3 separate regions of the Mus musculus genome follow, and regions 1 and 2 are each linked to region 3. A link is a loop called in an ENCODE intact Hi-C map of the cell type or tissue named here. Cell type or tissue: heart. All regions are shown on one strand. Each heading gives the region's core, and the rest is flanking DNA. Links, peaks and the distances in the headings are about the cores only.

What was found. Peaks named below come from ENCODE experiments on the same cell type or tissue, not always from the same donor. Only the 100,000 strongest peaks of a DNase experiment are listed, where the experiment ranks them.
Region 1: a loop joins it to region 3, with 3 times the contacts of the local background. A loop is called at or near these places in 6 of 42 quality-filtered maps.
Region 2: it touches region 3 in a loop (2.3-fold over the local background); 3 of 42 quality-filtered maps call a loop at or near these places.

The regions. Positions count from the first base shown.
Region 1 is chr1:128,450,287-128,461,933 of GRCm38, forward strand. No RefSeq gene overlaps it. Among named protein-coding and RNA genes, the nearest start is that of Gm23902, 34 kb to the right of the region's middle. In heart, for the core only: no CTCF peak of the experiment used is centred there; DNase peaks (open chromatin) are centred at 6,185 and 6,995; H3K4me3 peaks cover 421 bases; H3K27ac peaks cover 793 bases.
Region 2 is chr1:128,465,788-128,477,434 of GRCm38, forward strand. No RefSeq gene overlaps it. Among named protein-coding and RNA genes, the nearest start is that of Gm23902, 18 kb to the right of the region's middle. In heart, for the core only: no CTCF peak of the experiment used is centred there; DNase peaks (open chromatin) are centred at 6,874 and 7,224; H3K4me3 peaks cover 1,035 bases.
Region 3 is chr1:128,371,205-128,373,704 of GRCm38, forward strand. It overlaps Dars (aspartyl-tRNA synthetase), which reads right to left. Exons shown (of 16, transcript NM_177445.5): 11 at 936-1,082. Among named protein-coding and RNA genes, the nearest start is that of Mcm6, 13 kb to the left of the region's middle. In heart, for the core only: a CTCF peak has its summit at 1,140 (motif pointing right); no DNase peak of the experiment used is centred there.

The sequences.
Region 1 (11,647 bases), core at 5,579-8,078, 85 kb after region 3:
AGGGTTCTAGAGTTCAAATGCAGAACTTCATGCTTGCTCATGTCAAGCACTTGACTGGTTGAGCTATCTCCCTGAGCCCAGAATGTTTTTTTATATACTCAGGAACTGATGGTGCTAAGAACGGATAAGGACTAGAGAGTTGTTTCATAAAGCATGGCCTGCTTTATGTTTGGAGTGTAATAGGCTTGAAATCGGTTTTCCTGACATATTTCCAGTCTTGCCATTTATAACTGAACAAAGATCTTTCCATCATGGTTGGCCCTAAGCTTTAGCAGCCTTCAGATTTCATCTAAAAGACTCAGATTTCTGAGCTAGGCGTGACGGTACTTGTCTGTAATCCTAGTATTCCACATGTAGAGGTAGTTATCCTCTGCTACATAGTGAGTTCCAGGCCATCTGGGATGTATGCGACCATGTTTTGAAACAAAACAAAACAAAACAAAACAACCCCACAAATTCTGCCCAGATTCTTAGCTCTCACTAATGGAGTTTTTGAGTTTCTTGGTTGGCAAGGAGCAAATGAGTGGCTAGAGGATGCTACTGCTGACCAGATGAGAATATCTGCTTGAAGAGAGTGCCAAATGATAGTACTTATCAGATCACTTGCCAGTTCGCCTGCCTGTCTCCTACCACTGGATAGCAGTGGTTCTCAGCCCTAGCTGTCCATTAGAATTTCATCTGAAGCTTTTAAATACAGGGTCTCAGTAGAGTGGTCAGGCCCTACCTTAGACCAAATTAGGTCCACAGCTGTGGGTATAGGACCTGGGTATTTTTTAACAAAGATCCCCAGATAATGCTAATGACTGGCCAGGATGAGTGAACCACAGGCAGATAGTAAGCTCTGGCTCTATTCGACATTAACATATGTTATTCATTTGACAAATAGATGTTGACCACTTACTATATGTCCTGGAAAATGATAAAGTGTACATATGAGAAATGGTCTCGGACCTCATGGCAAAGACAGATCACATACACGAATATTTAAGCAGAAAGCCCGTGTGTGATGAGTGCCAATTAGAGGACTAAGCCATTATTGAAAACAGAAGGCTTGATGATCCAAGGTAAGTGGGCATGGGGCTGGGACCCCACAGCATTGTTTATGGTAAGTTATGTATGCCTCTGCCATGCATGAGGTGTGTCCCTTTGGTGTGGGAAATTGCTCATTTGTTGGTTCATTGAGGATGCTCTGACTGATTCACCATGGTGGGTCTGATTGAACTGTGGAAATGATGGAACATTCAATCAATAGCTAGTCAGCTGGCGACTAGTCCTTTGCTAAGTATGCTATTAAGGCTGTTTTCAGAGTCCCGTGCTCAATAAACTTAAACCTTTTCCAGAGAAATACAACACAAATTAGGATTTTAATTTTAGGATTTTAGTAAATAGTCCATAAATATGTAAAAAAGATCAAATTTACTCCTGAATCAAAAGGCAAAAATTATTTGCAAAAACCATACCTATTTAATTTGCTTTTATACTATATTCTTTTTAAATAGGCAATTGTTTAATAATATTACTTTCAATGGGTTTCATTGTAATGTTTCCATTAGAGCCTACAGCATTCTAAATGTATGTTATTTGCATGCATTAGAATATAGAAAAATCTAATGATTCAATAGCATTCTGCCCAAGAAGGAGACAGTTTCTAGAAAGGGAGAAATTGACTCTTTGATGTTACCGACATATTGAAGGTAATAAATTCATTGTGTTGGTTATCTGGGTTATAACTCCTTTTGTTGTTGTGAGATTTTATTTTCATGCCAGGGAGCTTTCTCAAGACTAGAAAGACCCAGTGACAACAAACGAAAATCATTTTTAAGACAAATAAATGCTTTAAAAATCACGACATTTATTTTCATTCAAAAACACTGGAGGCATCATGTCAGCTACGGAAGGAAAGAATTGGAAGGCCAAAGATATTCAACTTGGCAGAAAGGAAAGATAAAGTGCCTATTCGTAGCAGAATATTGCACGTGCCTTTAGAGAGGAATACATTTTAGATGAGAGTCCAGAGAGCCAAAAGGGGAAAGGGTCAAGGTTCAGAGAGCCCAGGACAAGGCAGAGGACTGGGGTTCTGGCACAGTGCATTACTGCATGGCCAATTTTCCAAGGCCAGCTGTTACCAGTCAGATGCAGGTCTGGGATGAGGGGAGGAGCAATCAATAGGGAGAGCAGCCCACCCTTCCCCATTTGCCTGGAGATTCATCTCAGGACCGATCAATAGTTTTCCAATCTTAATCTAGGGAGCAAAGTCAGAAACCACTCTGATGGCTTTTTAGTTCATTTCTTACTAATACAATTCAATTTGAGGGATTTTCTGTATCGGCATGGTGGTCACATATTTGATTTTTAAAAAAATTAGCCTTATTGCTTATCAAATAAATAAAAATTAGAATAGTTGGTCTTTTAAACCACTAACTTAAAACGACCAGGGAGGAGTAGGGAAGGTTAGGAGCTACCAGGATTCTGTTGGAGCATGTTCCTTGGTTTATTGAGATTGGAGAACCATGAATATTCCATAGCCTAGCAAGGTCCCCTTTAGAAATGCATTCCAAAGTCATAGTCCAGATATGCACAGAAATGCCCACACAAAGTGCTCCTTAGAGCTTTGCTTCTGATTGGGGAGTAAGGAAATAAACACCCCAACAATAGAATGATAAAGTGTGTGTGTGATGACTTGTAGGTATAACATGACTACTGCTCTCTTGACCACACAGCATTTGTGATTACCTGCACAAGATTGGGCCTCTTGACAGCCTGTCATGGGAGAGGGCTTTCCTATCCCATACCTCCACGAGGATGTACAGACAGTTAATGGTTGCGAGGGGCAAGGGGAGAGATGATTTCTTCTCAGTATAGCATCTGGTTAGTTGCTCCTACTCCTGTAAACAATCCCTAAAGTGCCTAATGTAACACCATTGGGGTCAGGGCACGGAGAGAGGAAGAGAGAGAGAGGAAGAGAGAGAGAGAGAGAGAGAGAGAGAGAGAGAGAGAGAGAGAGAGAGAGAGAGAAGAGAAGAGGAGAGGAGAGGAGAGGAGAGGAGAGGAGAGAAGGAAGGAAGACAGGAGGCTGAGTTGAGAAGAAGGGAATCAGTGTGAGACAGACAAGAAGAGAGGGTAATGAAGGTAGATATCAATATCTATCTATCTATCTATCTATCTATCTATCTATCTATCTATCTATACATATATATGTATGTATATGCATATATACATATATATGTATATGAAAATGTCATAATGAAATCTATTTTAGCATAATCAATATATGTTAATAAAACAATTCAAAACATTGACAAAAAAGAGAGAGAAAAAGAGAAAGAAATGATGTTCTATGGCCTAGAGAAACATCTTCCTGAGTTTTTTTTTTTTTAGCTCAGTTTGTCATTTCTACTTAAGGTCAGCCTTCCCTCTCCTCCATGTCCTTCTCATCAGATAGTCTGTGCTCTTGTCAGACAGGCTCGCTTGCAGGTTGTGCCCTGAGCTAACCCCAAGTGTGTCCTTGCGCCCCTCCCTTTCCTCACGTTTCCTCATTGGGTCACCATTCCTCCACCTGTGATGTCTTCTTTCTTCACAGCCCATACTTGGTTTGTTTGTTTGTTTTTTAAATGTCTGGGTGTTTTTCCTGCATGTACGTCTGTGCACCACACGTGTGCCTGGAGTTCACAGAGGCCAGAAGAGGGCATCATCCCTGGAACCGGAGTTCCAAATGGTTGTGAGTTGCCATGTGCAGGCTGGGCATCAAATCCTGCTCTTCTGAAAGAGCAACTTGTGCTGTTTACTGCTGGGCCATCTCCCAGCCCCTTCAGTCCACCTTAAAGCCACTTAATATTTCTACAGTATTCCTTTCTTTCCTCAGCCCACTTCTGGGTCTGTCATAATTTGTCTTTTCTGGTTCTCTCATCTGTATTAGAACGACCTGAGTATATGTTTTATTTTCTCTATCAGATTTTGAACAGCCTAATAGTTTCCTAAACATGTCGAAGTGGAGTGATTGACTGAAAGGATAGACTGAATGGGACCCGATAGACTTGGTGCCAGATGCCAACATTCTCTGCAGATGTGGAATGACAGTGACAAATGCCAAGGCAGCTCTTTGACTTTTGTGTGGTCTAGGGTCTCAGGCTGAGAGTTCTCATATGATTGAGCATGGAATTGTGGGTAGACCAGGAAGACCAAGACTAGGAAAGAGTGGTGTGAGATCAGCATAGGTAGTAAAGCAGGCTACGGTTTCCAATCCTCCAGCCCTCTTGACCCCAACAGTTGGCAGAAGGAGAAAGATTAGATTTAAAAAAAATTGAAACAAAGACTTCAATGGCTCAGGCTGGTCTCAAGTTCTCATTGTAGCAGAGGGTGACCTTGAACTTCTGATCATCCTGCCTCTATTTCCTGAGGGCTGGAATTATTAGTATGTGCCACCATTCCTGGTTTACAAAGTGCTGAGAATAGAACTCAGAGCTTCACGCACATTAAATAAGTGATCTATCAACTCAGCTATATCCCCAGCCCCTTGACTTCTTATTAACATATAATCATATCTATAACTTATATGTAAACAATAGGTGCTGTTTTAAGGCAGCTCTATGGCACACACACATAACATCAGGGCATTAGGATTTCCATCTTGTTGATGTCTATATTTGCCTATGAATGTCTCCCTTCTACTCCATGGAACATATAATAGATTATTGTGATGGCAGCCACAGAGCAATAGAACACTTGAGCTCATTTCTTCTAGATCAATTGGAATTCTAATCAAGAAAGGGGCTTGATGGGGGCTGAGGACACAACTCAGTTGGCACTGTGCTTGCCAAGCATACCTGCGGCCTTGGGTTCAATCCCTAGCACCATGTAAACTAGGCCTGGTGGTGCGGGACGGTAATCCTAGAACATGGGAAATGAAGGCCGGAGGATGAGAGGTTCAGGGTCAATCTTGGCTGCATAGTGGGTTTGAGGCCAGCCTTGGTTACATGACTCTAACTCAAAAACAGCATGAAAACATAAAAATAAGGTGGGTGGGGGTAGGTGGGCAGGAGGAGGTAAACTTGGTGAAGCTCACTGAGAAAAGAGTAAGCAGTTGAGTGGAGCTTCAGGCTTTAAAAGGACTCAACAACATGTATTTCACACAGTGGACCTCAAAGACAAAATATCTACCTATACTGTGAGGAGATAAGAATTATCCAAACATTTTAAGGAGCCAAATCAAACCAAGAAGGCCTTCGAGATGGTCCAGTGGATAGAGGAGCTTGCCATGAAACCTGATGGTCTGAGTTCAATCTTAGAGATCCACCTGGTAGAGGAGAGAACCAACTCTTGCAGGTTGTCTGACTTTTACCCAAGTGCCATAGTGCATGTCCTTAGAGACAGACAGATGCACAGATATAATAGAATTTGTTTTTAATGAAAGCAAGCCTGTTCTTTTGTGTTTGTGTGTGGTGTGTATGTATGTGCACCTGTGTTTTCAGATGCATGGGCCAGTGTATGAGAATGCAGGGGCCAGAGCAGGACGTCTGGTGTCTTCCTCTCTTGCTCTTGCCCTTTAGGCTAGGCTGGTTAGCCAGTGAGCTTGTCTGGACTTCGCTTGTCTCCAGTCCTCTGCACTGGGGTTGTAGGCATGCTTGGCTATGACTGGCATTTACATTAGTCCCGGGGAATCAAACTCTTCACGTTCTTCATGCTTGCACAGCAAGTGTTCTTACTAAGCCATTTCCTCCAGCTTGAGAAAGATGTTTTCAGTGGAGAAAAAGCGATTAGGGCCGATTTAACAACACACATTGATTTATATGTTCCCTAAGTCACTATGCAGCAAACACTCCACTTGTGTTGATAGTACAGCTACCTTGACACCTTCAGTGACGTAGTTATAAAGCCAGACAGCTGAAGCAACTGTCCAAAATCGTCAAGCTCACGTCTTGCTAAGGCTTGTTTTGCCCCTATCTAGCACAACCTGTACCTCTGCATCTATACTTAGCAATGCACCTGCTAAGCTCCTTCATCCTTCAGGAAATGCCTCTACTTCCCGGAAAAAAAAAAAAAAAAAAAAAAAAAAAAAGATGCAACAAACTGCAACGCAAAATCCCAGCATAGCCAGCTAACTCCAGATTGAACTTTGGCTCCTATTCTAACAGACACCACGGTCAACTTCACAAATGACGTTCTCACACAAATATGGAGAGCACGTGCCATTTGGCTTCTGCTGTGTATATGACGCGTCTATTTGTGTTCTGAGATGGGTCTGTAAAGTGCCCGACAATCAAGCCTGAGGTCCTGGGTTCAGATCTCCAGGACCCTCATAAAGAGTCGAGTGTAGTGGTCGTGCTTGCCTGGAACCCCAGCACTGGGGAGGCAGAGACAGGTGGAATCTCACTGGCTTGTCTGTCCTGCTGACTCTGAGGACGAGAATAACCGTGGATGATACCCAGCGTCACTCTTGGCTTGCCACACCTGCTCAGGTGCACCTGTGTACACACACAGACATGTATGCCATACACAGGTATTCTTTTATGCATGCCTACTTTTTATTTTATTTTATTTTATTTTATTTTATTTTATTTTTTGGAAGTTCCTTACTACGCTAAGATTAAACCTCATTAAAGCGTTTGGAGGTAAACAACAACAAAAACTGCTTCTCACCAAAGCCTCCCTTTCCTTCTGCCAAGCAACAGTCACTTAACAGACCGGACCGGGAGTGAATAGGAAACGCTATACTCCAGATACTGTAATGAATAACCTCTGAGGGCCTGAACGCCTCTCTGTTCCCACAGACTGCTATCCAAAGAGCGCCGCTCCAACTCGGAAGGGAAGGATTTGCCCCGGCTTGGAAGGAAGTAGAATAAATAGAAACATAAGTGGCAAGGTCACCTTTAATATCATACGAACAGCTTCTCAACAAGCCTCACAATTGCTTTGTTTCTTCCTGCTCCTGTGCTATAAACAGGCAGAGTGCAGGCAAACTCTTAGAACACACACAGCGAGCAGAGGAAGCTCCCAGAGTCCCGAGGAAGGGGGAGGCGGCGGGCTCCCGGGACCACGAGGCATGCCAGGGTTAACAATTGTGTTAATGCTGCGGTGGCCAGAAGGGAAAACTGCTTGTTTTGAAAGGAAGGAGTTATATTGTCTTAAATTCCTGTGTATAAAATATAGGACAAACAAACTCCAGTGGGAATCTTCTATTGGGCTCTGTGGGATACTGTCTTCCCACTCGGCTTGTCTCTACTCCAGGTATCACACAGCGCTGATATGAAAGCGAGTCTTGAAAAGCCATCCTTAGGACCTGTTCAGTTGGGATGATAAACACCGGGTGGGCTCAGCACCGGGTTCCTCTGCAGAGGTCTTTCTCTCTTCACGGTCCTTCTTTCCTTCCTTTTGTTCTCTCTGTCTCTTCTTCTTTTCTTCCTCCCTGTCCCCCATTCCTTTCTGATTTTCACTCCTCCCTCTTTCTCTTTTGACAGACAGGCTCTCTAGCTAAGACTGGCCTCAAATTCAATATGCAGCAGAAGAAGACCTTGAATGTCCCTGCCTCTACTTCCCAAGCGGGAAGTTGAATTACAGACCCATACAACTTGCAGCTTGTTGGGTGCTGGAAATGGGACCAGGATCTAGTGCTTGTTAGATAACCATGCTCTCCTAACTGAGCTATAGCTCACCCCACCTCCACCTTTCTCTCTCCTTCTTTTGCTCATGTTCATTCCTCTTTTGTCTCCTATCTCTCTGCAGGCTGTCCTTTCCCTTTAAACGTCTCCTGGTTGAGGGGAAGCAAAGACTAGCTAGGTATGCAAAAGACCCCCAAACCATAAAATTATTGTTTTCATTGCTACTTCATAACTGTGGTGAATTGTAATGTAAATACTGATATGCAGGATATTTGATCTGTGACCCTCAATGGGGTTGAGACCCACAGGTTGAGAACCAACACTCTAAGAAGTCTGGATGCCAAACAGATATCCAGTAGGTCAGGGATTTCAGTGCTGTGGCTTTCAGGGATTCTTAGAGAATCCAGTATCTCTCTCATCTTGGAACACTGTAATGAAAACTGCACTTGCATTACTGTAAGAAGAAGAGGTGCAGAATTTGGACTGGGCTTTCAGTCCAAGAGAGATGACTTCGTACCTCTGGGATGCAGGCTATCAGGCATGTGTACTAGGCGACGTTGAACTGGATGCTGTGAATTGCTACTTGTCACTCCGTATCGTCTCTATGCTCAGCAAAGGCATTAGGTCCTCATTGTGTATTTGGTTCTATGTGCTGTGCTAGAGACTGAACCCAGGGCCTTAGACATGCCAGGAAATGCTCTACCATCAAGCTATAATCCCAGCTCCCTGAAACCTATTTATTTATTTATTTATTTATTTATTTATTTATTTACTTACTTACTTATTTATTTTTGTGACAGGGTCGAATGTATCCCAGGCTGGCCTCAACTTCTCTGTATAGCCAAGGATGACATTGTATCTTATTTATTTTACTGTTAATGTATGTGGGAGACGATCTTTCTACCTCATTAAGGTAGTCTCTCTCTCTCTCTCTCTCTCTCCTCTTTCTCTCTCAAGACTTGTTTATTTTTATTTCATGTGTATGAAGGTTTTGTCTGCATCTATGTATTTATATCATGTGAGGAGGCCAGAACTGGGCATTGGATCCCCTGGAACTGGAGTTACAGATCATTGTGAGCTGCTATGTGGGTACTAGAAACTGAACCCAGGTGCTCTGCAAGATCTGCAACTGGTCTTAACCTCTGAGCCATCCTTCCAGCCCCAGGGACTCTGTTTTTGTCACACTTTGTACTCCAGGATAGTTTGTCCTTCAACTTCTGGGTTAATCTACCCCTGCCTCTCACTATGGAATACAGGAATTGCACAGGTACACCACCACATTGGAATTTGTCCTTGAGTTCTTGATCCTCCTGTTTCTCCCTCCTAAACTCTGGAATTACAGATATGTGCCACCACCCCTGGTTTCTATGTGGTGCTCGGTATGGAAGCCAGGGCTTTGTGCATGCTGAGCCATTACTCTATCAACTAAGCTACATTAATTAGTTACTTACAATTGCAAAATGATACAGTCTCAGCACAACGTATGATGAATTGGAGTGAACGACAATGGAAACCACTAGACTGAGCCAGAGCTATTGAGTGGCCAGTTATTTTAATCTGCAGATAACATGTCATACATAACAAGAGATTCTTATCTCTGTCTGGAAAGTGTGTTAAATTAAGCAGACATTGTGGATTAGTCTAAAAGTTCTAACAGATGTGATGTACTGGAGTGCTGTGTTAGCATGGGTCTGAAAAGGGTAGGCATACTCCACCATGCTCCTGCACTAGAGGACATTACCCCCAACTGTGAGAAGGGTGTGGTGAGCGAAGAATGGGCTCTTGCCTTTGTTCTCTGGCTGCCTAGAAGAGCTTGGCTCATTTGCTATAGGGAACAATAAGGAGTCTCACAATGTATTGGACCTATGGTTGAGTGCACAGGAAAACACACACACACACACACACACACACACACACACACACACACACACACATACACACACACACACACAGAGTGTATACCCACTTCAGAGCTGAACATTTTCTTCACCTTAAAAAAAAAAAAGAAAGCATGGGTTGGGAGCTATGGAAACATTGCTTAGTTATTATAGTGTTTGCCCTGCAAGCAAAAGGACCAGGGTTTGCTCCCGAGAACCCACATAAAGATGCTGGGTGTGTTGACGTGTGCTTGTAACACCCAGGAGATGAGGATAGACAGATGCCTGGGGCTCACTGACCATCCAGCCTAACCTATTTGTCAAACTCCAGGTCAATGAGAGACCATCTCCAAAACATGGTCAGTGGCCATGCCTGAGGAATCAAATCCATGGTTGTCCTCTGGTGTCCACATGTAAGCAGGCATACATGCAATATGCAAGCAGCTAATACAGACAGAGAAATTTATCATCTAGTCCATATCATCCAGTCCAATATTGTGTTTCCTCTAGGGACAGCAGCACCTCATCCAAAGGCATCAACTACATGACTGCACTACCTGCCTTCTACTGGTGATGTGCCCTGGCTCCAACCCCCTTCCCCTTTCCTTTGTAGTTCTGTTTCTGAAAAGAATCTAACATCGCTGACTTCTTGGTCAAAAACCTGCCCCACGTCTATGCTATGTGATTGCATGAGCTCGATCCCCTGTTCATTAAGACTGCCCCATGAAACAGAATTGATGAGCGCTCAGGGGCCATTTGTAGCATTTGCGATCCACAGGCATCGGAGCTTGATGCATGACCCTCATCTCCTTGGCCTCCTGCGCAATGATGCTCATCTGTCTTAGTTAGAAAGTCAATTAATCTTGACCTTAGCCCCTGGGGTGTGGCTCTCCATTCTCTCACACACTCTCTCTCTTCTCAGAAGCACTTCTTGTTCGAGTCTGTGCTCCCCCAATTTCAATCACACCCAGCCATTTGTCTTCAAATTATACTGCTTTGATTTTATACAAAATCTATATTTCTAGCATTATATATTCCCAGGAAGTTCTTGTTCTGAGCTGTAATTTAATTATAAGGATCATTAAGGCGCTGAAGAGTGCTAACGGGCAGAAAGGGAGTTAACAGCACATAAGTTATTAGGAATTGCACATTGCTGTGCATTTCGACATCTCTCCTAGGATGTGGGCATTTTGTCGAAAGAGGGTTTGTTTTGAACAGTGACAGTGCAGAAGACGCTCTTCTTTCTGCTTTTATTTTTGTTGTTGCGGCATGCATTACAAACCATCAGTTATATTAGTTAGGCAATGGATTTAGCAAAACTATTGGCTGTGAGTGGCACATGCCTTTAATATCATACTTGGAAGGCAGAGACAGGTGGATTTCTGTGAGTTCAAGGTCAGCCTGGTCTACAAAAGGAGATCCAGGCCAGCTAGGACTGAATAGTGAGACCCTGCTTCGAAACAGAACCAAATAAAACTGTCAGAGAAAACTCATTGTATCAGGTGATTACTTTAGTCCAACCATGCACGTGCCTCTCTGTATTTCATTCATACTTTCTCTGGATGTGAATGTAATTAGTATTTTACAATGAAAGCAAAATTCCCAAGAATATCTTTTAAAAGGTGTGTGAAGTGTGTGTGTGTTGCTGGAGAGATGGCTCATTGGTTCAGAGCATGTATTGCTCTTGCAGAGGGCCTGAATTCAGTTCCCAACACCCATATTGGGTGACTAACAACCACCAAAACTGGAGCTTCAGGGTATCCAATGGCCTCTTCTAGACTTTAAAGGCACTGCACACACACAGTACACAGACATATGTAAAGGCAAAACACTCCCTTATAAAAAATAATAAAAGAAAACTTTAACTAAAAAATAAAATAGTTGGCATTCAAGGCTCCCTCTATCCTCTACAAACACGCACATAAATGTATATATAATATACAGGCAGGCACATTGACACAGGCAGACACAGACACGGACACATACACACACACACACACACACACACACACACACACACACACAAGGTTGGCACCTCTAGGGCACTCCCACACAGTGTGCCCTAATATAATTGACTTCATCTAGGGTATTTCATGGGAAGATGCTAGACAGAAAGGAGAGAATAGCCTCCAGCCTTCACAAGTTAAGAATTAACAGTAAGTAGTTTCATTGGCT
Region 2 (11,647 bases), core at 5,443-7,942, 100 kb after region 3:
CTAGCCCATTTGGTTAGTTAATGGGATCAATGTCAGAGGTCAGCGTGGGTCAGAGAGCTTTCTTCCTTTGTCTGGTTATACTGCACTCTCAACCTCAATGATCTTACAGATGTGAGTGTGTGCTCACAGGTCTCAGTCTCAGTGATCTTACAGATGTGAGTGTGTGCTCACAGGTCTCAGTCTCAATGATCTTACAGATGTGAGTGTGTGCTCACAGGTCTCAGTCTCAGTGATCTTACAGATGTGAGTGTGTGCTCACAGGTCTCAGTCTCAGTGATCTTACAGATGTGAGTGTGTGCTCACAGGTCTCAGTCTCAGTGATCTTATAGATGTGAGTGTGTGCTCACAGGTCTCAGTCTCAGTGATCTTACAGATGTGAGTGTGTGCTCACAGGTCTCAGTCTCAGTGATCTTACAGATGTGAGTGTGTGCTCACAGGTCTCAGTCTCAGTGATCTTACAGATGTGAGTGTGTGCTCACAGGTCTCAGTCTCAGTGATCTTACAGATGTGAGTGTGTGCTCACGGAAAGAGAATATGGATAGAGGAGTTCCAAACCTGCCTCAGACATGAGCATTACTGGTCACAGGCCTCCCCTGGCATCTATCTCATGATAGAATGCAGAGTGTTCTTGTTCTGTCTTAGGAGAGGAACTCTGCTTCCATTTTTGGCCAATGTAGCCATTACTCTGTATAATTATTATTTTTTTTCCATTTGAAAATATGGAAATCAGTAGACAGGCAGATGGGTCAGTAGGGAAAAGCACTTGCCTTGCAACCTAGAGAACCCGAGTTCAATCCTCAGAAATCACTTTAAAGGCTGGGGCATGAAGATACAGGTCATATCTGGGGAGGTGAAGACAGGGTAACCAATCAGCATAGCCTAAATGGATGAGCCTCAGGGTCAGTGTGTGGCTCTGTCTCAAAAAACAAAGTGGAGAGCCATCAAGGAATACACTTAGCCTTCGGTGTCCACATGTACAAGGAAGTGCACACACACACACACACACACACCTAACTCTTAGTTGTCCAAGGGCACAACGTGTTAGAGCTATTTACTATTTAAGAAGCTTCATTATTTTTAAGCTGTCAGCAAAAGCCCCTACCCCCTCTTAAATGTTATGGAGAGTATAAAGAAAATTTTAATATGAACTGCTCCAAGAGATGGATCTAGTTCCATATGGTGCAGACTGGGGATGTAGCTCAGTTGGTTGGATGCTTGCCTAGCATTCACAAAGTCCTGGATTTCATCCTCAGCACCACACAAATTGGTGTGATGACACACTCATACAAACCCAGAGCTTGGGAAGTGCATGAAATTTTATAGGTCATTCTGGATTCGTGGTGAATTCAAAATCAGCCTGAACCACACAAGACTGTCTCAAATACACACACTTGAGCTCTCTCTCTCTCTCTCTCTCTCTCTCTCTCTCTCTCTCCCTCCCTCCCTCTTTCTCTCCCCCCCCCTCTCTCACACACACACACACACTCATTATAATGCAAAATATCATCAAAACACAGAAAACCTTTTCTATTTTGGAGGATCCCACTTCTATGATGAGCATAGAAGAAATCGCTTAGTCTTCGGATTTATGTTTAGTAACAAAGGAACTTCTTTTCTATTCTCCTGTGACACGTCTGTGAAACTTGTATTGACTCTCAGATGATCAAGAGCTTGGAGCTGCCAGAGACAGCACTTCTCCACAGACATTTCCTTAGTGTGAAGTCATGAGAATCAAAATTGATGGGAAACCTCTTCCAATTGCCAAGAGTCTTATAAGAAGGAGACTAAAAGTGTGATGATCTTTATCACTTAACAAGAAGATGCATTTCTATGACCATAGGATGCTGGGAAGCATGCTACAACAACAACAACAACAACTGCTTCATTTCCTTTTTTTTCAGTCCTTTGGTCAGGTCTATATCATAAAATTAAGATTTTTTTAGATGACTAATGTAATTAACAGACATGTCCAACTACAGGGAACTATATATGTCACTTCATAAAACAAGACTATATTAATTAAGAATTTTGAACAAGAGCCAACTATTAGAGTACAGTTTTGAATACTGAATGTGTATACTCCAGCCCTTTTCATGACATGAAATTTTTATCATGCATTATAAATACCAGTGGGTTTCATCATGACATTTTCATACATGTGCTGAATGTATTGTGGTCATAGTCACAGGCATCTTATCTTTTCTTGTTCCTCTCCTACTCCTGTGGATCCCTCTTTTCTTCTTAACTGGTCTCCTACTACCACATCTTGTGTGTGTGTGTGTGTGTGTGTGTGTGTGTGTGTGTGTGTGTTCCAATGAGCTTCAATGGGCACACAGGTGGGGGAGGAGATTCTGGGTGACTTTTCAGTGGTTAAACCACCTAAGAAAACATCTCTCTCTCCTTTCCCCAGTAACTTTTACTGGTCTTGGTAAGGCATTACATCCAAGTTAGAGGCAGAGCCAGGATACAAACCCAAATTTCCCACTTTTCCCAGATGTACCTCCCGCCTCGGATGCTTTTAGGTAGACATCGGGGCAGATGAACGACGATTTAAGGTCTGTGCCCAGATTTATTTCTCAGTTTATTGCAGTAGTCAGTCAATCAATGAATACTCAATTAGCTTCTACTGTGTACCTGGCACTGTTTTACATAATGTAAAGTAATTTAATAGTTACTTATTGGTTCAGATTTTCTGTCAGTGAACTCCTGGGGTGGGGGTAGGGGAGTGGTGAGCTGGGTGGGGGCTTTGTGCTGTGGAGTTAACCCTTGCAGGTTCACTTGATGGCTTTCATTCTTTAGATGAGATTGGGAGTGTTCAGGGTGCTGTGGCCTTAGACAGTGCTTTTATTTTTAAGTCTCATGGGTTGGGGAGAAAGACAGAAAGATGAAGAAAGCACATTGGTGCTATGGTGCATGTGTGGCAGTGACAGGCAGTCACAAGATAGCTTTAGCTCTCTGTTTTTCACCTTGTTGGAGTCTCTCTCTCCCCGTTTTTTTGAGACAGCGTTTCTCTGTGTAGCCCTGGCTGTCCTGGAACTCATTTTGTACACTAGGCTGGCCTCGAACTGAGAAATCCGCCTGCCTCTGCCTCCCAAGTGCTGGGATTAAAGGAGTGCGCCACCACTGCCCGGCTTGACTGGTTGCTTCTTATTTGTGGCTGCTATACAACAGGCTACCTCAAGCTTCCAGGAATTCTCCTGTCTCCACTTCCCATCTCACTGCAGGAGCACTGGGATTAGGCATGCATGGCTTTATGTAGGTTCTGGGGATCCGAACTCAGGACTTCAAGTTTGTGTGCAGGAGTTTCACCCAGTGAACTGTCTTCCTAGCGCCTCGAGAACCTTTGCTTATAACGAGCTTCTGTCCATTGGAACTCTCTGCTCCTCTTGCCTCTCTTGTCTCACATCCTCCACATGGAGCAGTGGCCAAGAGCCTTTCCTCAGAGCCTCTTACATCATTTCTTCTCTTTCCCCAGCTGCTTGTCTTGAGGGCCCTGTTTCCCCACTGCCACCTCTGGTCTGTGGTTGAGGCTTGGGGTCCTCCCACAAGGGATCCCCCATAACACTGACATCATCTCGCCTTTTCTGAAAAGCAGAGTTGTTCTGTTTTGCTCCTCTAAGTTTGCTAGGCCACTGCCATCGCCACCCGTTGGCTTTTCTACAATCTCTTGGTCTAGGTTCTTTCAAACCTTGCATGATCAGTGGTTTTATGTTTTGCTTTTGTTTTCTCTTTTCTTTTGGATGGGGTCTCTTGTGCCTAGGAAGGCCTCTGGAAGATGATCTTGAACTCCTGATCCTCCTCCTTCCTCTTCCTTCTCCTCCTCCTCCTCCTCCTCCTCCTCCTCCTCCACCTCCTCCTCCTCCTCCTCCTCCTCCTCCTCCTCCTCCTCCTCCTCCTCCTCCTCCTCCTCTTTCTCCTTCTCCTCCTCTCAACTGGGATTACAGGTGTATACCACTATGTCCACTTTAGGCCTGTGCTAAAGATGGAGCCCAGGCTTTTGTGCATGCTACTAGTCAAGCACTCTACCAACTAAGCCACATGTCTAGTCCCCTGATATTCTTGATCACAGTTTTTTTTTTTCCATTTTATTCGCTCTATATACGGTTGCTAAGTCTCTCTTCCTAGGGTGTGGTCGTCTGTAGGCATATACTACCTGCCTGGGATTTGTACCTCAAATCCTCCAGGCCACTAATAAATACTTCATTTCTCTCTTTCACCTGTCTTACACATGTAAAAGCTGGATGAAGTCAGGTGTGACGGGCACACCTGTAATCCCAGCATTTGGGAGCTTGTGGAAGGAAGACGCAAGCTTGAGGCTAGTCTGAGCTACGCAGTGAGACACTGAAAATAAAACAAACAAAAACAAAACAAAGCAAAAAAAACAAAAAACCAAGGCAGATTGTTGTACGCCTTTAGTCCCAGACCTTGGGTGTCAGAGGCAGGTGAATCTTTGAGTTCGAGGCCAGCATGGCCTACAAAGTTCCAGGATAGCCAGGGCTATACTAACAGACCTTGTCTCTAAAAACAAAAATAGAAATGCAAATAAACAAAGAAAAAATAAAAAAAAAACCCAAAAGGTAGGGTGCTGGAGAGATGGCTCTATGGTTAAGAGCACTTGCCGCTTTTACAGAGGACCAGAGTTGTGTTCTAGTCAGCCCATTAGGAGGCTCACGAGTACCCATGAATCCAGCCCCAGATCATCTTCTGACCTCTATTGTCTGACACACAGCAATACTTACTTGGGCATATGCATACATACGTACATACATACACATACATACATACATACATACATACATACATACATACATATATACACATACACAGAGAGCAAGATAAATCTTTTCAAAAGGTTGAACACATATGTCTCTAAAATCATCTTTCAAAGCTCCACATAGGCAAAATGTCGAAACTAGTTGCGGCGGGGGTGGGGTGGGGTGGGGTGGGGTGGGGTGGGGGGGCGATGTTTTGAAAGTTTAGCAATTAGTGAGAAAAATTCTCAGCTATAAGTGATTTTATTTTCACCTAGTAGTTATCATTATTTAATGCATTCTGGCTTTATATTATTATTTTTAGCCAAATAGAAAATAGCTCTGTGGGAGGGAAAAGGCAATGCTTTGCTTCTCTTCAGCCCCACCCACCTGCCTCAGATGGGCTGTGATCCCTCCGTCATCCTGGCTCACTCTCAGCACTGGGTAGAGCCACTGCCAACGGTGGTGCATCTGGCACAGCATTGACAAATATTTGGATTTCATACCTAACTGGCTGATATGGCAGCTGCTGTTTGAAGTAGAACTGGTTAAAAAGTTAAATGGCTAGTGAGATCACTCTCTTGATAACATGTTTTCCTTGAAGCAAGCATGAGGACATGTGTTCAATCAAAAAAAAAAAAAAAAAAAAAAAAAAAAAAAAAGGAAGAAGAAGAAGCTGGGTGTAGGATCTAGAGCTTGCAATCCCAGCACTGGGGAGGCAGCAACAGGCAGATCCCTACGGCTTGATAGCCAGCCTGCCTAGTTTACGTGGTACACTCCACAGCAGTGAGAGACCCTGTCGGAAAAACAGGATGGATAACATCTGGGAAAGGACAGCTGAGGCTGTCCTCTGGTCTTCACATACATACATACATACATAAGCGTTTACCAGTACACACGTGCATACACACACACATGCATATGCACACATACACGCACGCGCGCACACACACACACACACTCTCTCTCAATTAAAACAGATAAAAGATAGTCCTCTGATTCAGGTTTGATTCCCTCTTGTGACCTACATTGCTTCCCTGTGACTAAAGTTTTAACAACATCTTGTGGGAAGATGGTGAGGATAACGAGAGAAACAGAGATGGCTGGCCGTTTCCCATTTACGGTATACCTGGATTTCTATACTGCCTGTAAGTGCTGAGACACCAGTGGTCAGCAGGCAGATGATGCTGTGTGATGAATCCACGTATTCCCCACTAATAATACGATAGAAAGAAATAGTGAGCTTAGTGTTATCTTCACACCCTTATCCCTCAGCAAATAAGGAGTATTAATTGAGTGATATAACAACACTTTTATCCACGCTGAAGAAAAACCTCACAGATTCTCGGTGTTCTTTCTTCAAAGGGAGGAGACCCTTTCCTGTTTTTATACTCAATGGTTTCTAACTATAATTTGCAATTTCGTTTCCCAGAATCCAAATCTGATCCTGAACACGGAGTCACAGAGCGGATGGTGATGGGTTAAATGCTTGAGGCTGGAGGACAGAGAAGCATCCAGAAACAGTCTTCTACACTGTGCTCTTGACGAGTTGGCTGACACCAAAGAAAACCTTTCAGTCCTCAATGAATTCCATGGCAACTATAGCCTTGGAAACTTGAGAGGCATGGGGGCAGGGAAAGAGACCCCGCTGGGATGAAGATAAGATGACTGAACCAGGCTGCCATTTGATGCTTCGTGCTTGGGTTGAGAGTGAAGGGCGCCGGCGGGGGAGGACTGACTGCCCACATCAGCCACAAGGATGATCTCATACCAGCCAAAAGGCTAGCCAGGGGCTTGGCAACCAGCTGGCGGATGAATCAGGAGAGAAGAAGGGACTCTGAGACAGCACCTTGGTATTGGGGTGAGCCTAGCCAGGAGTTCTGGTCCTTCCTGGTATAGAACGCATCTCTATCCACAAAAGCTTTGGTTCCAAATAATGCCCATGCGTGTATTGTAACGCAGGCGCGGTGACTACAGTGGCTCTGTAATAGCCTTTTGTGTGAACGACAACAATGGAGGGGGAGAAATCAGGACAGGGTTCCCAGGGCAGACTGGCGGGTGCGGTTGTGTTTCCAGGCAGGCTGCAAAGTGAGCGGAGGATCTGCTCGTTGCCAGGCAACCAGACGCTGCATGCTTGCTCTTGAGGAGCGCCCTGAATGACTTCGGGAAAGCCAGAATCCAGCGTTCACAGGACTGGCTGGGGCACCAGGAAACAAAGTCAGGGGCTGAGGCAGTGGATACGTGAGGTGAGGGATAGGTCTTGTATCCTTAAAGAGGAGGTCATTAGGAACTCCCTTCTTTAAATCCTCTGAGTCAGTGCCCTGCTTCGGGCCTGCGTGTAGACTGCTTGCAGAAGTTCTTCCTCCTCTTGAAGCTTCCAGCCCAGATGTTGCACTCAATTGTCTGCCTATTGTGTGAAACGCGTCAGCAGTCCGAAACAAACAACAAAAACAAACCCGCTTCAAGTGGCCAGCTGAAACTCATTTATGTAGGCCGGAATATTTTCCAAAGTAGGACTACCACGCACCTGGAGGCCTGCTTTACAAAAACAGCTGCTAAGGCAGTGTGGTTCTTGGCTCACATGGAGAAGGACTAGGGAAAACGGAAACTTCGGAATTGCGAGAGGAAAACACAGGGGAAACACTTAAATGTACAGACAGAGGCAAGATATTCTGAAAGGGACTCGGCGAGGGAAATAAGCTCAAGAACTAACAAATAGGATTGTATGAGATTTTAAGGCTTCTGTACAGCGGAGGAAATAGTTACCAGAGTGAAGAGGCTGTCTAGAGAATGAGAAAAAAAAACTTTGTGAATTACACATCCGACAGTGGATTAATAGCCAGCATTAAAAAAAAAAAAATCGCAAGAATTAAATGTCCCAACCTCCGATCTCCCATTCAGTACATGGGCTAACAAAATAGGCCACTGCCAAAAGAAGAAACACAAATGGCCAACCAAGACTTGGAAAAATGTGTATATGTCCTTAAGCCATGGGGAAATGCAAATGAAAACTATGTTGATATTTCATCTCAAGACAATCAAACTGGCTAGTATCAAGGAGACAAGGACAACAAACGCTGGTGAGGTTGTGGAAGGAGGAGCCCTGTTCACTGTCAGTGGGGCTGGAACTCACTCTCCTATGGAGTCAGCATGCAAGTTCTTCAACACCAAAACAGAACCACCACATGACCCGTCTGTACCATTCCTGGCAGATACCAAAGGACCCCCAGGCAGAGCACCACAGTGATACTGGCACAACCCTGTGTATTGCTACACTGTTCACGATAGGCAGGAGATAGAACCAGCCTAGATGTCCATGAACAGATTAATGAATAAATAAAATATGATATATATATGTATATATATATATGAGTTTTACGTGGCCATTAAAAAAAATGAAATAATGGCTTTTGCGGGAAAAATGAATGGAACTAGAAACCATCTTCAATGAAATAAGCCAGGCTCTCATACCCAGGACCTAAACTTAAAATTATATATCTATGTATGTGGATAGGTATGTGTGCTTATATATATGTATTTTCAAGTTGTAAAACTAGAAAGGGGATCAGGGGTTTTGGGGAGTATGGGGGAGTAGAGGATGGCAGGGTGTGGGGGTTGGGTGGTACTTATCTTAATCTCAGCACTCAGGAGCCCCAGGCAGGTGGATCTATAAGTTTGAGGTCAGCCTGGTCTATAGACAGTCAAGGCTACACGGAGAAACCTTGTCTTGGGGGAGCGGGGGACGGGGGGGACGGGGGGCGGGGAGGAGAGAAAGAAAGGAAGAAAGGAAGGAAGGCAGGCAGGAAGGAAGGAGATCATGACAGGGTAAGAAGAGATCTTAAAGGAGGTGGGAAACAGAGACAGGGATACTTGTAATAAAAAAAAGGGGGGGGGGCAGGGCTACCTAAGGAAAGGGACCTAGTAAGAGTGGAGGAGGGTTGCCGGGAGGGGGCTGGAAGGGAAGGAAGGCAGTTGGGGAGGGGAATGGATAAGAACAAAGTATAACAGCTCAACTGGATGAAGATTCCTGGGCAAAACCAAATTCTTTGTATGCTAACCAGAACTGTTAATAAAAAGTAAATGTAGATCCCTTTAGCTCCTTGGGTACTTTCTCTAGCTCCTCCATTGGGGGCCCTGTGATCCATCCAATAGCTGACTGTGAGCATCCACTTCTGTGTTTGCTAGGCCCCGGCATAGTCTCACTAGAGACAGCTATATCAGCGTCCTTTCAGCAAAATCTTGCTAGTGTATGCAATGGTGTCAGAGTTTGGAGGCTGATTATGGGATGGATCCCCGGGAATAACAATATGAACTAACCAGTACCACCCCCCCCCCCCCCGAGCTCGTGTCTCTAGCTGTATATGTATCAGAAGATGGCCTAGTTGGCCATCAGTGGAAAGAGAGGCCCATTGGTCGTGCAAACTTTATATGCCTCAGTACAGGGGAACACCAGGACCAAGAAGTGGGAGTGGGTGGGTGGGTGAATGGGTGGGGGAGGGTGTGGGGGACTTTTGGGATAGCATTGGAAATGTAAATGAAGAAAATACCTAATTAAAAAAAAAGAAGAAAAAAGTAAATGTAGCTAGAATCAGAAAGAGAGCATATATATAAAACACCTTTTAGGTGGGATGCTTGGGTCTGGATGTTAGACCCGGAAAGGAAGGGATTTGTGGGAAGGCATACCAGTCAGAGTTTGGTGTGATGTGAGTGTGTCACAGACACAGAGCAGTGTTTTCTCTTAGTATTGTTGACATATGGTCCCAAGACCTCCCAAAATGAAATAGCCTACTACTACCCCACCCCTTCCATTTTGGTAATTAAGCAATTAATATCACACAGTCTGGAAACAAAATAACATTCCAAGAACACAGAACTCTTTGACCCTGAGGGTTGGGTAGAAGAATTTTCTCAGTGTCTTTTGTTTTTGTTTTTAAATATGGAAATACCAGAACAAATAATCAAAACCATTTTATCCTAATAGGGAACTAGACAATTCTTGATCGGCTTATGTTTAACCACACACCCATATTTGTGGACACACACATACACTCCCTCTTCCTTTCCTGGTCTAACATCTTAGACCAAACAAGGCACATGGGAGGCTTTGCTTTTACAGACAGACATTGGTATTGCTTCCCTGAGCTTATTAGTTGTACAAACAGAGATGTTTCTTTATATTTGTCTAGAAGAACTATTGCATTTCAGGCAGGGCACTACAAATTATGAAAAAAAGATAGGGAGGGCAAGGGTGTGTAGCTTAGTTGGTAGAGTGCTTGCCTAATCCAACTTGAAACCCCAAGTTCCCTTATCACTTACAATCCCAACTCACGAGGTTGAGGCAGAAGAATCAGAAGTTCAAGGTCACCTTTAGTCAACTACACAGCAAGTTCTAGACCAGCCTGCGATAGGTGTGTCCTTGTCCTAAGAAGGAAAGAAAGAAGGAGAGCAAGGGAGAAGTTAGTTCTAGAAATCTGATATATGGCTGGGCAGTGGTGGCACATTCAGAAGGCAGAGGCAAATGGATCTCTGTGAGTTCAAGGCCAGCCTGGTCTACAAAGTGAGTTCCAAGACAGCCAAGGTTACACAGAGAAACCCTGTCTCTAAAAACAAACAGACAAACAAACAAACAAACAAACATATATGATATGGTATCTGCTTATAGCAACACTGTATTATACATTGATATGTATGTATGTATTTATGTATATATTTATTTATAGACAGAGTTTTACTGTGTAGCACAGGCTGATCTAAAATCGGCAACTGTCCTACCCCAGACTCCAGAGTCCTGGAATTACAGGTGTGCTCTGCCACACCTGCCTAACATAAATTAAGAGGACACGAGAAGAGTTCTCGGAAGGGGAAAAAAAAAAAACAACAACAAAGTGCTTGGACATGACGGGCAGTCTTTAGGTCGTTGTGGTGATGACGTTATAGATAGACTCTTCTGTGTTAGCTGCTTTTCTTGCACCCATGACTGAGATCTGACAACGAGCAACATAAGGACGGAAGGGTTTGTTTTGGCTTTCAGTCAGTATGAGGTATAGCCCATCAGAGAGGAGACCTAAGGGCAACGGGGTGTGTGCAGTTGGTCGCAGTGGCCTCCATAGTCTGGAAGCAGAGAGAGATGAAGGCTGGACTTTCTTCTCTTCAGTCAGCACTGGACCCTGGAACATGGAATGGGGCCATCCACCTCCAGGGATCATCTTCCCTCCTTAGTTAGACCTTTCTCGAAACACCTTCACAGCTATGCCCAGCAGTGTGTCTCCATAGTGACTCCAAATTCTATCAAGCTGAATATCAAGATTAACCATCGAAGTTTGTGTCCAAACTCACATTGTGTCCACATTCCTGTGTTCTTGAGCAAGGGACTCTCCTTTACATCACTCTGTTTCTTCTCCCTTTATGGTCTCTGTAAACCAAGCACCTGGGGTGAAGATGTGCTTCAAGTCAGAGGATGGTAACAGGTAAGGGCTTCTCAGGCTGCCCAGACCACTCTACTTTGGTATACAAGCATCTGGGTGATTGTGATTGGTAACTGAGGGAGGGTGTGAGGTGGGATAACCTTTGACACTTTCTTTCTTTCCAAGACAGGATTTCAACTAACCCAAGGCTAATCGTTAAACTTGTTATGTAGCCCGTGTTGGGGATGTGGGGGTGGAGGGCTGGTTTGGGGGAGACTTGAACTTTTGATCCTCTGTCTTTACCTGCTAAGTACTAGAATTATAGACCTGCCAGAGGCAGGTGGATATCTGATGGTCTCTGCAGCTCTTCAGAAATTTGAGTGTTGTGTGTATGTCTGTATGTGCGTGTAGATAAGCTGTTCCAGGTACATTCAATGCATATACACTTGACCAAGCAAAATGTATAATTCCTAAACTTGGCTTGTCAAAGCA
Region 3 (2,500 bases), core at 1-2,500:
TATTTTCATAAGATAAATTAGGTTCTATGCCTCTAAGGCTGTTCGTTCCCTCCCTCCCTCTCTCTATATATAGTTATTTGAGACAGGGTTTCTTTTTATAACCTTGGCTGTCCCGGATTTCATTATATAGACCAGGCCCCTGCCCCCTGAGTGCTGGGATTAAAGGTGTGCACCACAATGCCTAGTCATAAAATATTTTTAAAGACTCATTTACTTTTATTTTATACACATGACTGTTTTGCCTGCATGTATGTATGTATATGTATGTGTAGTACATGAATACATGGTGTCCTGCCATGGATCCCCTGGAAGAGGAACTACCAATAGCTATAAGCCATCTGTACTGGAAGCCAAATCTGGATCCTCTAAAAGAGCAGCAAGAGCTCTTAAGTGCTGAGCTCCAGTCCCTGCCCCCCAATATATGTATGTATATAATTCATATATTATATATGTTATTATAATATATACTATCTACCTATCTCTCTATATAATGTACTTGCTTGTTGTGTGTGACTGTTTATCTACATGTGTTCTGCAAGAACGGCAAGTATTCTTATCCACTGAGCCATCTTTCCAGATCTCCTTTTCATTCATTTTGAGGCAAGGTCTAAGCTGCTCAGGCTGGCTCAGATCTTACTCTGAAGTCCAGGCAAGCTTTGAATTAGGAAACCTCTTGCTTCCTGAGTACATGGGATTACTGTCCTGTGCCATCAGGTTTGTCTTCCTACATTTGTCAACGGGTTACAACTAGGGGAAAAACTGCAAAGTTATAGACAAAATTATTAAAGCATAGGCAAACAGATTAAATATAACATTTTAATTTTTATTATGTAAAATATTATTATGCAAAATGCCAATGTATTAAGAGTTATCAGCTGGGTGAAATACATTAAACCTAAGCATTAAAGTTGAAAGAGAAAATATCAGAGACCAACCTTAGATCTTCCTCATCGTCCATTTCAACTCCAGCTTCTCTAAGCATTGCCAAAGCCTCGCAATACTCCAGTCTTAAAGTTGGCTCCAAAAATTTGAACGGCTCACATGGGAACTGTTTACTCACAGTTTGAATTTCAGTCTGAAACCTGTATGTTCAATGCTTTAGTTAATAAAATGTTCATTAAATGCTTCTTCCACAAGAGGTCACTATAAGCAATACACAATTATCAGCGACTGAACCAAGAAAAGCATTATCAATTTGTTTAGCATTAACATACTTAAAACATTTCAGTTTCATGCTTTAAAAAGAAGTTACAGTAGCATTAGAGGATTAAAATTTTTATTTGCAATAATTATCAGCTAACACTGTTGGAAACACAAAATAGCCATTTGGAGAAGCATTAAAAAACCCAACTTTTTAATCCTGAAACACTTCTTATACATGAGGACACTAATGCAGGTCTGCCTTGTTCGCCCATTCCCACCATGCTGTCTAAATTATTTCAAGAACACTACTTCTTTCCTACTGTGATATCCCTAAGGTCCAATGCCTACCCTACACATAGTAGGACAAGAAAAATGGTAACTGCAGAGTTGTATTTCTGTTGTGAAGGATGCTGTCTTGTTTTTTGAGTCCCTGATTAGCCTCACGCTTGTGATGCGCAATGTCACTGTCTCAAAATGCTGCAATTTTAAGGTATAAGCCATTATACCTGGCTCAGAGATATTTTAATAAGATTTAGAAAAGCATCTTTTTGGCTAAAATATTTATCGATGAAATGACAGGAAACTTGCTTCAGACAGAGAAGGAAACGGGCATAGCATGTATTAGTGCCAGGCATGGTGGCGCACGCCTTTAATCCCAACACTCAAGAGAGGCAGAGGCAGGCGGATTTCTAAGTTCGAGGCCAGCCTGGTCTACAAAGTGAGTTCCAGGACAGCCGGGGCAATACAGAGATAAACCCTGTTTCAAAAAAACCAAAAAAATAATAAATAAATAAATAAATAAATTAGCTGTAGACTGGCAATACCAAGTTCATGGGATTTGCGAGGTTTAATGTCCCTAATTTAAACATGTTTTAAAGTAAGGGCTGGAGAGATGCTTCCGTGGTTAAAAGCACTCTTCTCTTGAAGAAGACCTGAGTGCAGTTCCTAGTATCCACATCAGGTGGCTTGTAGCCACCTGTAACTGTAGTGTCAGAGAAATTGACACCTTCTAGACTCTGAGGACACTTGTACTCACAACATATACACAAACCACCCCCACATATGCATTATAAAAAGCAAAAATAGTCTTTACTCCCATATGGGATTACAGGTGTGTGTCACACCTGGCAGTCACTGATTTGGAAATGACTGCTGCTTTGACTGTTTGTGTCTACTCTCTCCCAACAGTTGACAGGTTCCATCTGCATATTGTCCTGCATCATAAACATGAGTGGGATACAGCACAAGCCTGACAGTCCAAATTACAAGGGACAGAATAACAAACAATTTCTTTTTTTATATCCGAGACAGGGTTTCTCTGTGTAGCCCTGGCTGTCCTGGAACTCATTCTGTAGAC